Linked DNA regions of Homo sapiens: region 2 is linked to region 1. The links are chromatin contacts, found by Hi-C or POLR2A ChIA-PET in ENCODE. All regions are on one chromosome and are shown on one strand. The core of a region is the stretch at or near the end of the contact, and the rest is flanking DNA. Distances in the headings are between cores, read along the strand shown.

Region 1 (6,281 bases), core at 1,382-3,881:
TTTCATTTTGCATGGGGGCTCACTCGTAGTGTAGCCGACCTTGGCCCTGGGACAGGCAGCTGCCAGAGTCTGTCTCCAGATCGTGGAGATCGTCTCCAGGATATGGTCTTTGGCAGGCACTGAGCACAGGGCTAGGTTGCCCCCCGGACCCCTGATGGAGAAGGCGTGGGATGCCCAGAGCTGCCCATGATGGTTCTCCCTCCCGTGAGAACCTAGGAGCGTATGTACCTGCAGATGGGATTGCTGGGTACATGGGAGATGTCTGCACGGTGTGCCACGTGGCTGTCTGCCCCTCCCCTTCTTTTTATTGTGGTAAAATATGCATGACATAAAGTTGACTGTTGTAACCTTTTTAAAGTGTACGGTGCAGTGGCATTAAGCACATTTTGATTGTTGTACCACTCTCCACCATTGAACCATCTCCAAACTCAAAAGTTGAGTTTGAGTGTGCCTTGTGAAAATCCTCCACATCTCAAAAGTTGTGGAGATGGTTGAATGGTGGAGGTAGTGGTACCACATTCCTCTCAAACTGAAACTCTGTACGCATTAAACAACTTCCTATTCCCTTCTGCTTGCTTGTATGATTTTTCTCTGTGTGTTTCTCTCTTCCCAACTACTTTATGGACTCCATGAGGGCTGGGCCAGGCTGGGCATATTCACCTTGGAATAAGAAAGAACACATACAATACACACAGGGCCTGGAAGAAGTGGTTGACACAATAGTTTCATTAAATAAATGAAAAATATGTAATATTATTTAACATTTGTTTGAAGGCTGAGTGACTTCTTGGACTAATAAATTCTAAATTTAGTGCTGAGACAGTGTCTGTCACATAGCTGGATCCAAAACCTGTTGACAGAATGAATGAAGCATTAATAACTCTGTTGCCCGTAATAAAACATTGGCCCTTTATTGAGCCCTTACAAGTACCAGGCACTGTTAATACACAGAAAGAAAGATGTCTGGCACTCCATACATTTCCTTCCTTCCTTTCCTTCTCTTTCTTCCTTCCTTTCCTTCTCTTTCTTTGTTTCTTTCTTTCTTTCTTTTTCCTTCCTTCCTTCCTTCCTTCCTTCCTTCCTTCCTCCCTCCCTCCCTCCCTTTCTTCCTTTCTTTCCTTCTTTTTTTCCTTCCTTTCCTTCCTTTCTTCTTTTTTCCTTTGAGACAGGATCTCACTCTGTTGCCTAGGCTGGAGTGCAGTAGCACGATCATGGCTCACTGCAGCCTTGACCTCCTGGGCTCAAGCAATCCTCCTGCCTCAGCCTCCTGAGTAGCTGAGACTACAGGCATGTGCCACCATGCCTGGCTAATTTTTAAAATTTTTAGTAGAGATAAGATCTCACTATGTTGTCCAGGCTGGTCTTGAACTTCTGGGCTCAAGCAATCCTCCTACCTTGGTCTCCCACAGTGCTGGGATTACAGATGTGAGCCACCATGCCTGGCCTTCTTCTTTTCTTTGTAAGCATTATCGCATTTGGCCCAACTACCCTCTGAGATGACTACTTGTTTTATAAGTGAGCACAAGCTCAGTGACATCATGTCCCCTGCTGTGGTTACACAGCTGGCAGGTGTCTCCAGATGGGGCTGACTCCAAAGTTTGGTGCTTCCATATATATTTTGTGATGCCTCCCTGTGTTAATGAACCAAAACAGAATTTCTTAATATTTTTTTCTTTTTTTTTCTTTTTTTTTTTTTTTTTTTTTTTGAGACAGAGTCTCACTCTGTCACCCAGGCTGGAGTGCAGTGGCACGATCTCAGCTCACTACAACTTCTGCCTCCTGGGTTCAAGTGATTTTCCTGCCTCAGCCTTCCAAGTAGCTGGGATTACAAGTGTCTGCCACCATACCTGGCTAATTTTTGTATTTTTAGTAGAGATGGAGTTTCGCCATGTTGGCCAGGCTGGTCTCGAACTCCTGACCTCAGGTGATCCGCCTGCCTCAGCCTCCCAAATTGCTGGGATTACAGGTGTGAGCCACCGTGCCCGGCCTTTGCTTTCATTTTAATAAAACATGTTTTTCTTTTCTGATTATAAACATGTATTTACACTCTATTTTTTAAAATAAGGCATTACAGAAAGTGGAAATCTGACTTTTTAAGACTTCTTAGAATGTTCTCTCAAGATCCATGGCAACCCTTCCCGGGCATAGCAGATCTGGAACACGTGGCTCTTGTGGGCTCTTCCTTCTGGGTTGTCTCCAGGTCAAGGGATGTATGTATCCCATCGCTGACCTTTCTTTCTAGGTACCTCCCTCCCCACTAATCTTCAAAGATAACTGAGGGATGTTGTAAAGGCAATAAAGCCACCTCGACTTTCTCCCCCTAACCTGCATTTCCCATTAAGTCTTGTTTTCAACTCTACAGGTGGGGTTTTCCCCAGCCAGACCTTAGGTTATTTTCTGAGCTTTGGTTTCTTACTGGGGTTTGGGTGCAATAAGGAAGTTGACAAGTGAAACTGTTTTTTCCAGGGTAGCTGAGCTAAGCCTCTTATCATTGGAGGAGCGGGGAGCAGTCCTGGGATGGGTGGTAACAGGTGGAGGAAGGTGAGCCAGCCCATGGCTCTCTGGATTGGCTGCCATGAGCTCAGTTCCTGGGAGATACTGTATATATGGACGGCCAAAGCATCTTCTGAGACACTCAGAAAATTGCCAGCACCAAAGTAGTGGCATCTTCTCCCTGGGAGAGCTGGGTCTGACTTCTCACTGGACACAACTTCCAGCTGACAGGGAGCAGAGCCTAACACAGAGACCTCTTGTCTGAAGATCCCAGCCCAGGGTGTTCAGGACAGAAGCGATTTCTGTGGTCCAAGGTTGGTTGAACAATACCCTCTCCTTTGGGGGCGGGAGCAGTGGGTATGTATCTTGGGGTCCGGAGAAGAGTTTAGTCCTGGGTGTCAAACCAAGAGTCCAGTCCCAATGCTGCTTCCAGCATGCTGGGCCCTCCCAGAGAGGCAATGGGGGTGGAGGTGGGGGATCAGTTTTCTTATCTCTAAAAAGAGGGAGCAAGGTTCAATGACATTATCTCAACGGGGTGTTTCTCAAAGGGCTCTGGGCTCACTCGGACTTAAAACTCTGTATTCAAGTCCCAATCCTGCTTATTAGCCGCCACCCTGAGCAAGGAACTTCACTTCCTTGGGCCTCAGTTTTCTTGTCTGTAGGATGGGGCAGCATTACATAGCTCACCTGCTAGTTTCCCTCAGGATGTGGTAGAGGTCAAGTTATAGACTTTATGTGAAGGTACATGAGGGAACCCCCTGATAAATGAGAGGTGTTATTATGACCTATGGTTAAATTAAGGTTCTATGAGTTTTAAGGTTTTTGGAAGTTAGTCCAAGAATGGGGAAATCTTATTAAAATAACTCATGGTCTACTGCTCTCTTGGATGGGAATGTAGAGGCTGGGAGGTGGATTATAACCCACAGTCCTGACCGACTCCTCACACAGTGTTGCATTGCCCGTGGTCTTGGATAGAGGACAGAATGGGGTGGGGAGGGCATGGGTGTCTATACCTAGGCACACGTGATTGTGTGACTCCATGTGCATAGGTCATGGTAGGTGTGTATGTGACTGTGATTACCTCCATCAGTGTGAAATAGCAGGTTTCTCCCCTAAGTCCATGTGTAAGTGCGTGCATGTGTATCTATGCTTACATGAGGCCATTTGGTGTAGAATAGAGAATGTAGGATTTGAATCGGGAGAAGTGGGAGAGTCTCAGCTCTCTGCTTCCCGGCTATGTGACCTTGGGCGTGTCTCTTAATGGTCCGGAGCCTCAGTGCCCCACTGTTAGCCCATCTGATTCACTGCTCCTGGCAAAGATGAAATGAGATCATGTCAATGAAACGGCTCTCTGGACGCCGTGTGGCTGCATGAAGGTGAGCTGGTTTGGGTTTGCACATGCCTGTGTATCATTTGTTTGTTTCACAAACACTGAGAGCCTCCCAGGCTCAGGTCCCCTCTCATGGAATTTAGAGTTAGGACCGATGGCAAGCGGTGAGCTTGGTCACATAATTATTCCCTTACACTTGGGACAGGAGAAATACAGGGCGTCTTGAGTCCATGTTGGTCTGTGGTGTGCACAAGTGTGTTCTGGTGACACGTGGATGTCTGTGGTGTTGACTGTGGGTCCACGTGTGTGTGCCACACACTCTGTCCCTCAGGGTGCTGCTGTGGGTGTGCAGCAGGTTGGCTCTCTGTGAAGTTTCTATTGTGTGAATCATGGGGTGGAGAAGGGGAGCCGCGAAGTTATCTCCATGAAAGGCACCAGAGCAGTTAGAGAGTAACGCGGCCAGGTGAACAAATTAGAGAACAGCATAGAGATGAGGTCACCGTGCAACTTAGAAAGTAAACAACACACAGCAGCAAGCTTGGGGAAGGCAAGCAAACTTCCCGTTCCAGGGTCAGCTTTGTGAGCCTTCTCTGGTTCTTTGTTGCTGTTGCTGGACATGTCACCGGTAAATGTCACATCTTATCAGAAGCAGTCTTGTGATGTGCAGATCACTTGGGTATTTCTGAGCTGATTTGGACTTTGCTCTGACATCCACTTTCGGCCAAGGCAATAACAAGTTTACAAGATCAGCTGGGTTTCCGCATAGTGAGACCACGCTGCTCACTTAGGATTCCTGGTCTGGAGCACAGTCTGCACAGGGTGGGATTCCCTGGTGGTCGGACTGAACGTAGTTGAGCACCTGGGGCACAAAACAAAAAAAGAAGAAGAAAGGAAAGGAAAGTCTTGCTTTGATAAATCCTGGATAGCAGAATTTTATATTTGGAAAGTCTTGAACGGTTTAATTTTGGCACATGTAGGAAAGGGGAGGTTATTAGGATTAAAAGACAAGCTTCCCAGGGCTTAGAGACTGAGGACACCCCATCCGCAGAGGTTCTTCAGGGGTCTTCCTGGGGGCGTGTGGGTGTGTCTTCCCCAGTCAGCCGCGCTGTCTCAATCCCTGGCCTAGAGCTGAAGACAATCTTTGGAACATTACAGAGGAGGAGCAGTTGGAGCGGGGGAGAGGGAGGAGAGAGCTGGACTGAGGACAGTCACAGCCACCCAGAGAGGAAAGAGAAAAGAAGGAAGTAGGGCTGGTATCAAATACTGAAGCACGTAAGGGAGGACAAGACATGGGAAGAGGCCACTGGATTTGGAATTAGGAAACCTTGGGAGACCCTGGAATCTCTTCACTGGGGAAACTCTTGGATAGCAGAGGCCCCCTTCCTGCCTGCCTCTGGGCTCAGCAGCAGCAGCTGCGGGGGCTCCTGGCCTTAGTTCCTCTCATCTCCCCGGGGGCTCAGGGCACCGGTTATTCCAGGGAGGGAGCGGCCAAATCACCGCAGCTTTCCTGAAAAAACATCAGGGAAAGCATGTGCTGGTGGGATTGTGTTAATGTTCTGATCAGGAGGAGCAGCGTGTCCTTGGAATGTGGTAGGAGGATACTGCTGCCATTGGCAATGGCGAAAACCGTTTCCATAGCAATGACAGCTTTTTAAAAGATTACTGCATCTCTCTTCCCGTTAACTGGGTAAGGAAGCGCCGGTCCTCCGTGCGATGGGTCCCATGGAGCCAAATCTGTGCAGACGGAAGAGAGGCTGAGCTGAACAAGAGTGTCCTGGTTCTGTGGTTTTGTTAATGAACAGCTTCTCTGACAACCCCATCCAATTTTCCCTGACCACAGGAACATATGGAAAATGCAGAGAGAACCCTGACACCGTTCAGTAAATATTTCTGGTCAGCTTACTCTTTTTTAAATGTGAGCTTAAATCACATAGAACTTCAACCTAAATTTATCTTCTTTTAAGACCATGTGCCTCTGAAGAGAGAGCAGATGCAGGGGAATGGGACATTGCTGTCATCACTGTGTACTCACATCCTTATTCCTGCGCATTCAGAGAAGACCAGAATATTCCCTCTGGGGGCACACACTGCATCTTGTTCATGATTGTATCCCTAGCACTGAGCATAATTTCTGGTGCAGAGTGGGTGCTTATTAAATGTTGAGAGAAATAAGTGAGAACAAACATAAATATTTTCCTCTATGATCTCTTCTCCTTGTCCTACCCTGCATCGTCTTTGGAAACACAACCATAAGGCAGCCAGTCTCTGAGCCTTTCAGGAACATTAGTGAATTTCCATATAAGGTACAGATACATATTGCTAAAAGTTTCCATGTAGCCCAGATGTTCCTTTTAAGGAACATTAAACAACAAATAAGTCCTTTTAAATTGCCTGCCTCCTCCCCGACCTGATTTCTCATTTCCTCCAAGGTCGTCCACGTGTGGACACTCGGCCCCAA
Region 2 (6,601 bases), core at 699-3,198, 220 kb after region 1:
GGTGCATTTCTATCCCAGATGAGTAGAGAAGCGAGGGCAAGGGGCCTGGAACTAGGGAGAGAGACCCAGTGTGTGCTGAACAAGATAAGGCACCAGTGCCTGGCTGTGGCTGCCAGGGACTCCTCCCCAATTTGGCCAGCAGCAGCCAGGGAGTCCTTATGGAAATTATGCTGAATTAATTTTTTTAAATTTTCTTTAAAAAAACCAAAAGAGGATTGTCTAACACCAATGCTATAAAACTCTTTGGAACCAGGAGTCTTTCAACGTTGATATCAGGATAGTCTGTTGAATCTAGCCTCAGTTGTAACGTGACTGAGAAAGAGACATTACTTGTATAGAATATGCAAGAATGTAAATTGCCTAACATACAGTAGCAGTTCATTAAAAGAACTACTTTTTAGTAGGGAGGTAAGGAAAGTAGGGGGAAGGAGGTGAAGGAAGGAAGGAAGACCATAGGGAGCCAGGTCTGTCCTGCATTGTGGAGGTTTCACTTCTTAGGACTCCAGGTGTCCCAGAGTCATTTGATCTGTCAGCAGTTCTCAGCGGGTGCACTGAAATCTCTGGGGCCATTTTTGGTTATCATACTGATCAGGAGTATTACTGATATGAGCATGCACGGGCCACTGTGCAGAGTGGGATTCTTAACAAGAATTGCTTCACATTACAAACATCCTGCTGGACATTCATGAAGGTGGAAAAAACTATTTATGATTATCTGAGCCTAGACTGTAACTTGGTTTTACATATCAAACAAATACTTTTCTGCATATTAATATACTTACATTTCCCAGGATCACAACTGAGTAAATAAAAAAGTTCTCCAGGCTGGGCAACAGACTGAGACCCTGTCCAAAAAAAAAAAAAGATTCTAATTGTTTGTTTGAAATTTTTACCAAGAGTTGCTTACCACTTTCAGAAAAATCATGACTGACAGCAGTCAGCCATGGTATCTGAGTTGTCAAGACAACACAACTGTATCAGTACGCATTTGGAGCTGTCATATTCAAGGTGATTCTATGTATAGGTACAAGCATCTAACTACTTCATTATTTCTTTTATGTAGCTATGCCTGAGAATTTACTTTTTATTTTTTTTTAGACAGGGTCTCACTCTGTCACCCAGGCTGGAGTGCAGTGGAATGATCATGGCTCACTGCAGCCTCAACCTCCATGGCTTAAGCAATCTTCCTGCCTCAGCCTCCTCAGTAGCTGGGACTACAGGTGTGTGCCACCATGCCCAGATAACTTTTTATTTTTTCATTTTTTTTTTTTTTTTTGAGACGGAGTCTCCCTCTGTTGCCCAGGCTGGAGTGCAGTGGCATGATCTCAGCTTACTGCAAGATCCACCTCCCAGGTTCAAGCAATTTTCCCGCCTCAGCCTCCTGAGTAGCTGGGACCCAGGTGGGTGCCACCACAGCTGACTAATTTTTCTATCTTGTACTAATTTCGTATTTTTAGTAGAGATGGGGTTTCACCATGTTGGCCAGGATGGCGAGTGATCCACTTGCCTCAGCCTCCCAAAGTGCTGTGATTACAGGTGTAAGCCACTGCGCCCCGCCCCAGTTAACGTTTTAAAAATTTTCTGTAGAGACGGGTTTCTCCATGTTGGCCAGGCTCATCCTAAACTCCTGACCTCAAGTGTTCTGCCCGCCTCAGCCTCCCAAAGTGCCGGGATTACAGGTGCGAGCCACCATGCCCAGCCAGCACTTATATATGGAAATGTATTCGTATTTTTCCTTTGTCATTTATATTGGATCATTATATTTTCTTTGAAATTGTGTGAATTATCTATGAATTTCACCTCAGCATTATAAAAGAGGTATTATAAAATATTAGTTATGCAAAGGGTAATAGATCTGACAAGAGTTTAGAACCACTGGTTTTTGTTAAGAATCTAGGCTGGGTCTGTGGTTTTACACCTTCTTCTTTTCTGCTGCAACTGACACTCAAATGGTGGTGGCAGTTTCTATTTTTAGTTGCAAACTGAAGGTTACTTCCTTATTTAACTTATAATAACTTCTAAACAAAGCACCTTCCTTAAATTGAACTACTCAAATAACTCTGCAATATAACATTATCCCACTGGCTATGCGTACTTAGACCACAGCCTATGGCTTCAATAATGGGTTTTCCAGAAACTGCCTCAGGACCATTTGTCCTCAGAAGCTCTCTCCCCAGTTGGCTTTAGAGACACACACTGTTCCCAGATGCAGAAGGCTGCAAACTCCCCCTAACAAGACAGCCTCGATGCCCCCTGTCAACTCGTGAGATGCAGACTAACCAGTATCTTGAGTGTCGACAACACACCAGGCACATTGAGATTTGTTATTTCCTTACTGGTCTAAGAAAATCTTGTAGTCATACCCCCAGTTTAATTACCAGATTTTCTGCCTGTGGATAATGGCAAAGAACTTCTGAACAAAGGATAACTTAATTTACTCAACCTACTGTTTTTTTTTAAGAAATGAAATGACCTTTATTCAGTACCAAACATATTTCCCCTAAAAATATGTATTTGAGTCTAAAAAGGCCTTTCCAATTTGTACTTTTCCTCCAAGATGCCAAGCTACTTTTTTTTTTTTTTTTTAAACAGAGTTCCACTCTTGTTGCCCAGGCTGGAGTGCTGCGGTGTCATCTTGGCTCACTGCAACCTCCGCCTCCCAGGTTCAAGCGATTCTCCTGCCTCAGCCTCCCAAGTAGCTGGGATTACAGGTGCCCACCACCAAGCCCGGCTAATTTTTTGTATTTTTAGTAGAGACAGGGTTTTGCCATGTTGGCCAGGCTGGTTTTGAACTCCTGACCTCAGGTGATCCGCCCACCTCGGCCTCCCAAAGTGCTGGGATTACAGGCATGAGCCACCGTGCCCGGCCACCAAACTACTTCTTTAAGTTACAACAGGCCAGTGGGTGTTAACTCTTTTTTCAAGAAAAGAGGCTTTGGTGTTCTGCAAGATTAGGAGGGATGAAGTGTTAGATTCATGGTTTTCAACCAGGGATGATTTTGTTCCCCAGAAGCCATTTGGCAACAACATCTGGAGACATCTCTGGCTATCCCAACTGGGGGAAGGGAGCATGAGTGCTACTGGCATTAGTGGGTAGAGGCCAGGGATGCTGCCTAACACCCTACACTGCACAGGACAGCTTCCACAACAAATAATTATCTGGTCTGAGATGCCAATAGTGCCAAAATTGAAAAATCCTGCTTAAGATCCTTAAAATACACCCTTCTACTGAAGAAGAAACAACCAAACCCTCCCAGCTGGGTGGAGAATGCCGCTACAAAGTACTGGTGCGGCTTTGCTTGCCAGAGGCCTAACAGCTGGGTGCAATTTCTTTCCAGCAACTGTTCTCCTGCCTTGAAAGGCTGGGCTCTAGCCCTGGCAAAACTGAAATTTGAGAATGGTTCCCCAGGTCACATAGACTTTTAAACACCTTTCTCATTAAAAAACAAAACAAAGAAAGAAAAGGTTTCTTCTGATCACAAAACAAAACTCTCAGTGTAAAAAAAGGTACACATTACAGAAATAGCATAAAAATTAAAGGGCACAATCCCACTGCCTAGAGATGGTTGCTAACAGTTCAATGTATATTCATTTCCTAGCCAGGCATTACCTATCAACAAAAAAGGGGGCTAGGATACTACAGTTTGCCACTGACTTTTTCTCCTTCACAATGTATGTTGCACATCTATCCATGCCTAGCTGGATGGTATTCCACTGCACAGATGACCATCTTATTCAATCAAGTCCTTATTCATAGATATGTGGGTTACTTCCAGTATTTTGCTGTACAAAGAATGTGACACTGAAAAACATTCTACTTTGTGCACTTAAGACCTTTTTTTTTTTTTTTTTTTTTTTTTATGAGACAGGGTCTCACTATGTCACCCAGGCTGGAATGCAGTGGCACAACCATGACTCACTGCAGCCTTGAACTCCTGGGCTCAAGAGATCCTCCCACCTCAGCCTCCCAAGCAGCTGGGACTACAAGGCATGCACCACCACACCTGGCTAATGTAGAGTCAAGAGTCCCCAGCTATGTTGCTCAGGCTGAAGACTTCTGAGAAGTGTAAATGCTAAGTTCAAAGGGCATGTACATTATTAAAACATATCTGCATTATAAATAAAAGGGGGTCTTTATTATTTGCATATTCATTAACCAAGTCCTTGCAGCTACCAAATTATATAGAGAAGTGAAAGTCATCCCAATGTGAAAACATTCACTAATGAGCTATTTATAAAAAGTTAGTCCCTCTTTGCTTCTTAAGTACCTGAAGCCAATGTATTTATCCTGCCCACTGTATTCTGGTCTTCTGTTAGTCTCTATGGTTATACTGTAAGCATATGACAAATGACACAAATAGAATGCAACTTAATTGCAATAATCACAAATCTTGCAAATGGTGGTGGATTTGATGAAGTTGATAAATAATGCTAGAAAACTGCTCAAACCTTAAGCAAAAGCTCTGAAAAGTGTGGGTGACAGACTCAGACCAGTTAACAATAAAAGGAAAGTTGAGGAGGTGATCACCGATAGATACTTATAAAAAAGAATGTGAATATCAAAATATCAAGAGGCCTTCTGAAAACTGATGAAGCCCTCAAATATTTTTGCAAAACTTCCTTCTATGATCACGTTGCAAAAATCAAATGAGAAAATTATTGTAAGATACAAAATCAGTTTCACTTCAAAAACAACTTAATTTCCTTGTCAGAATTAATATATCTTTAAAATTATGAACATGCTTTTGTCATTTTGTTCCATTTTCATGATTAAAGTTCCATTCAGGTTTCCCCTATCCCCCAGTGTCCACCACATATGAAATTTTGGTCCCCGTTTTAAGTGGATTCACTTCAGGGGAGCTTTTTGTGGTGTCAGCTCTCTTTGGGCTAAGCAGGCCCTCTTCTCAGAAGCCTAGGAGGAAGGCTGTTCTCATGTCTCATGTCTGGTATGTGAAGGCAAAATACTCCCTACAACGGTCTGATTCTTTTTTTTTTTTTGAGACGGAGTCTCACTCTGTCACCCAGGCTGGAGTGCAGTGGCATGATCTTGGCTCACTGCAAGTTCCGCCTCCCTGGTTCATACCATTCTCCCGCCTCAGCCTCCTGAATAGCTGGGATTACAGGCATGCACCACCACGCCCAGCTAATTTTTTGTATTTTTAGTAGAGACGGGGTTTCACCGTGTTAGCCAGGATGGTCTCGATCTCCTGACCTCGTGATCTGCCCGCCTCAGCCTCCCAAAGTGCTGAGATTACAGGCGTGAGCCACCACGCCCGGCCAACTGTCTGATTCTTAACAGGAGCTAAAGGACCCCATGTAACAACCGGGGCCCTTTTCTCTCACCTCCTTACGAAGTCACTGGGGATGGAAAGGAGACTATGCTTGGTCTGCCTTCGATCACTGCCTTCATTCCCAGCTGCCAGCCAGGGCCTGGACAAAAACCCAGCTCTCAATATCCTCACAGGCTGAGCCCCACAATCCACCCTGGGACACCTGCTGGGTGTCATTCCAAGGACACCAAGAAAGGAAGCACATCAGCAAAGTCCCTGAGAACTCAGCTGTGAGACCCCGTGGCTCTTTCATCCCGTGATGCAATTCAGTCATTCTGAAGAATATTTTCAAGGACCGTAGCCAGCTAAGACAAAACAGAGTCATAAAATACATTCGCCTAAAAGCTTACAAACAATGTACACCTATATATACAAACCAAACCTTCTCTCTGGCAGTTTTATAATAAAAATATATGGCTTATAGATAGTCTCAAATGTCAAAGATGAAAAAAACCTGAACTTCACTTTATAGATGAGAAAACTGTAGCCCTGGGCCAAGGGTCAGCAGACTTCTCTAAAGGGCCAGATGGTAAATGGTTGACATTTTGGAGGTCCTATAGTCTCTGCTGCAACTATTTGCCTCTGTCACTGTAGCACAAAAGCAGCCACAGACAATACATAAACAGATGAGTGCGGCTCTGTTCTCATAAAACTTTATTTATGGATACTGGAATTTAAGTTTTACATTACTTACATCACATGCTACAAAATCTACTACTTCTTTTTTTTTCTTTCCCAACCATTTAAAAATGTAAAAGCCATTCTTAGCAGGCTACACCAAACAGGTGGTGGGCCAGATTTGGCCCTCAGGCCACAGTCTGCTGAGCCCTGTCATTTCGGCCACTCTTACACTCGAGTGTAGATAAGACAGGCCCCAATGCTTAATACTTCGTTCATTTGCTCTTTGCTTTACCCATCCACAGCAAAGACCTGGATACTCTTCACCAAAAAATGTACAACTAAGAAGCTTTATCAACATTTTCTAAATGTTAGGAGTAGTATTAAGATCTGTCAGACAAGTATGCCAGGTCACAGTTTAAAGGATATTGATATAATGCCATATTGTGCATTAAATAAAAACAAGAGAAAAATATAATAAACTTGAGAAACTCACTAAATTTGAAAAATAGGCTTTATTTTAACCAGTGGTATTGTCTGACATCCTATACGGCATAACTGATTACAGCCAAGTTCATGAATACAAATAAAATAGCAATTTCCCTCATTCTCTCTTTTGTTTTCTGTTCAGAGAAATCAGGAGATGGGAGCAT

Evidence for each region. Hi-C counts contacts between places; a loop is a spot of excess contacts on that map. ChIA-PET counts read pairs that join two places held with the same protein, here RNA polymerase II (POLR2A). Pooled maps may share reads with other maps.
Region 2: a loop to region 1 is called in a pooled map, with 2.4 times the contacts of the local background. The contact joins the enhancer-like site here to the promoter of BNIP5 in region 1. A Hi-C loop is called at or near these places in 1 of 168 maps with a recorded cell type or tissue (GM13977) and 3 of 50 pooled maps. POLR2A ChIA-PET finds 5 or more read pairs at or near these places in 3 of 52 experiments (CD4-positive, alpha-beta T cell, CD8-positive, alpha-beta memory T cell and OCI-LY7).

What each region holds. Positions count from the first base shown.
Region 1 is chr6:36,333,238-36,339,518 of GRCh38, reverse strand. BNIP5 (BCL2 interacting protein 5) reads left to right here and starts at 2,631. Exons shown (of 12, transcript NM_001010903.5): 1 at 2,631-2,807.
Region 2 is chr6:36,110,603-36,117,203 of GRCh38, reverse strand. MAPK14 (mitogen-activated protein kinase 14) reads right to left here. Exons shown (of 12, transcript NM_139012.3): 12 at 5,968-6,601. Among named protein-coding and RNA genes, the nearest start is that of MAPK13, 17 kb to the left of the region's middle. RefSeq lists an enhancer at 1,887-1,966. Within about 2 kb of position 1,948, at least 6 of the 41 ENCODE cell types and tissues checked have a DNase peak (open chromatin) inside an H3K27ac peak, as active enhancers do; they include CD4-positive, alpha-beta T cell and OCI-LY7, where a contact is called at or near this core.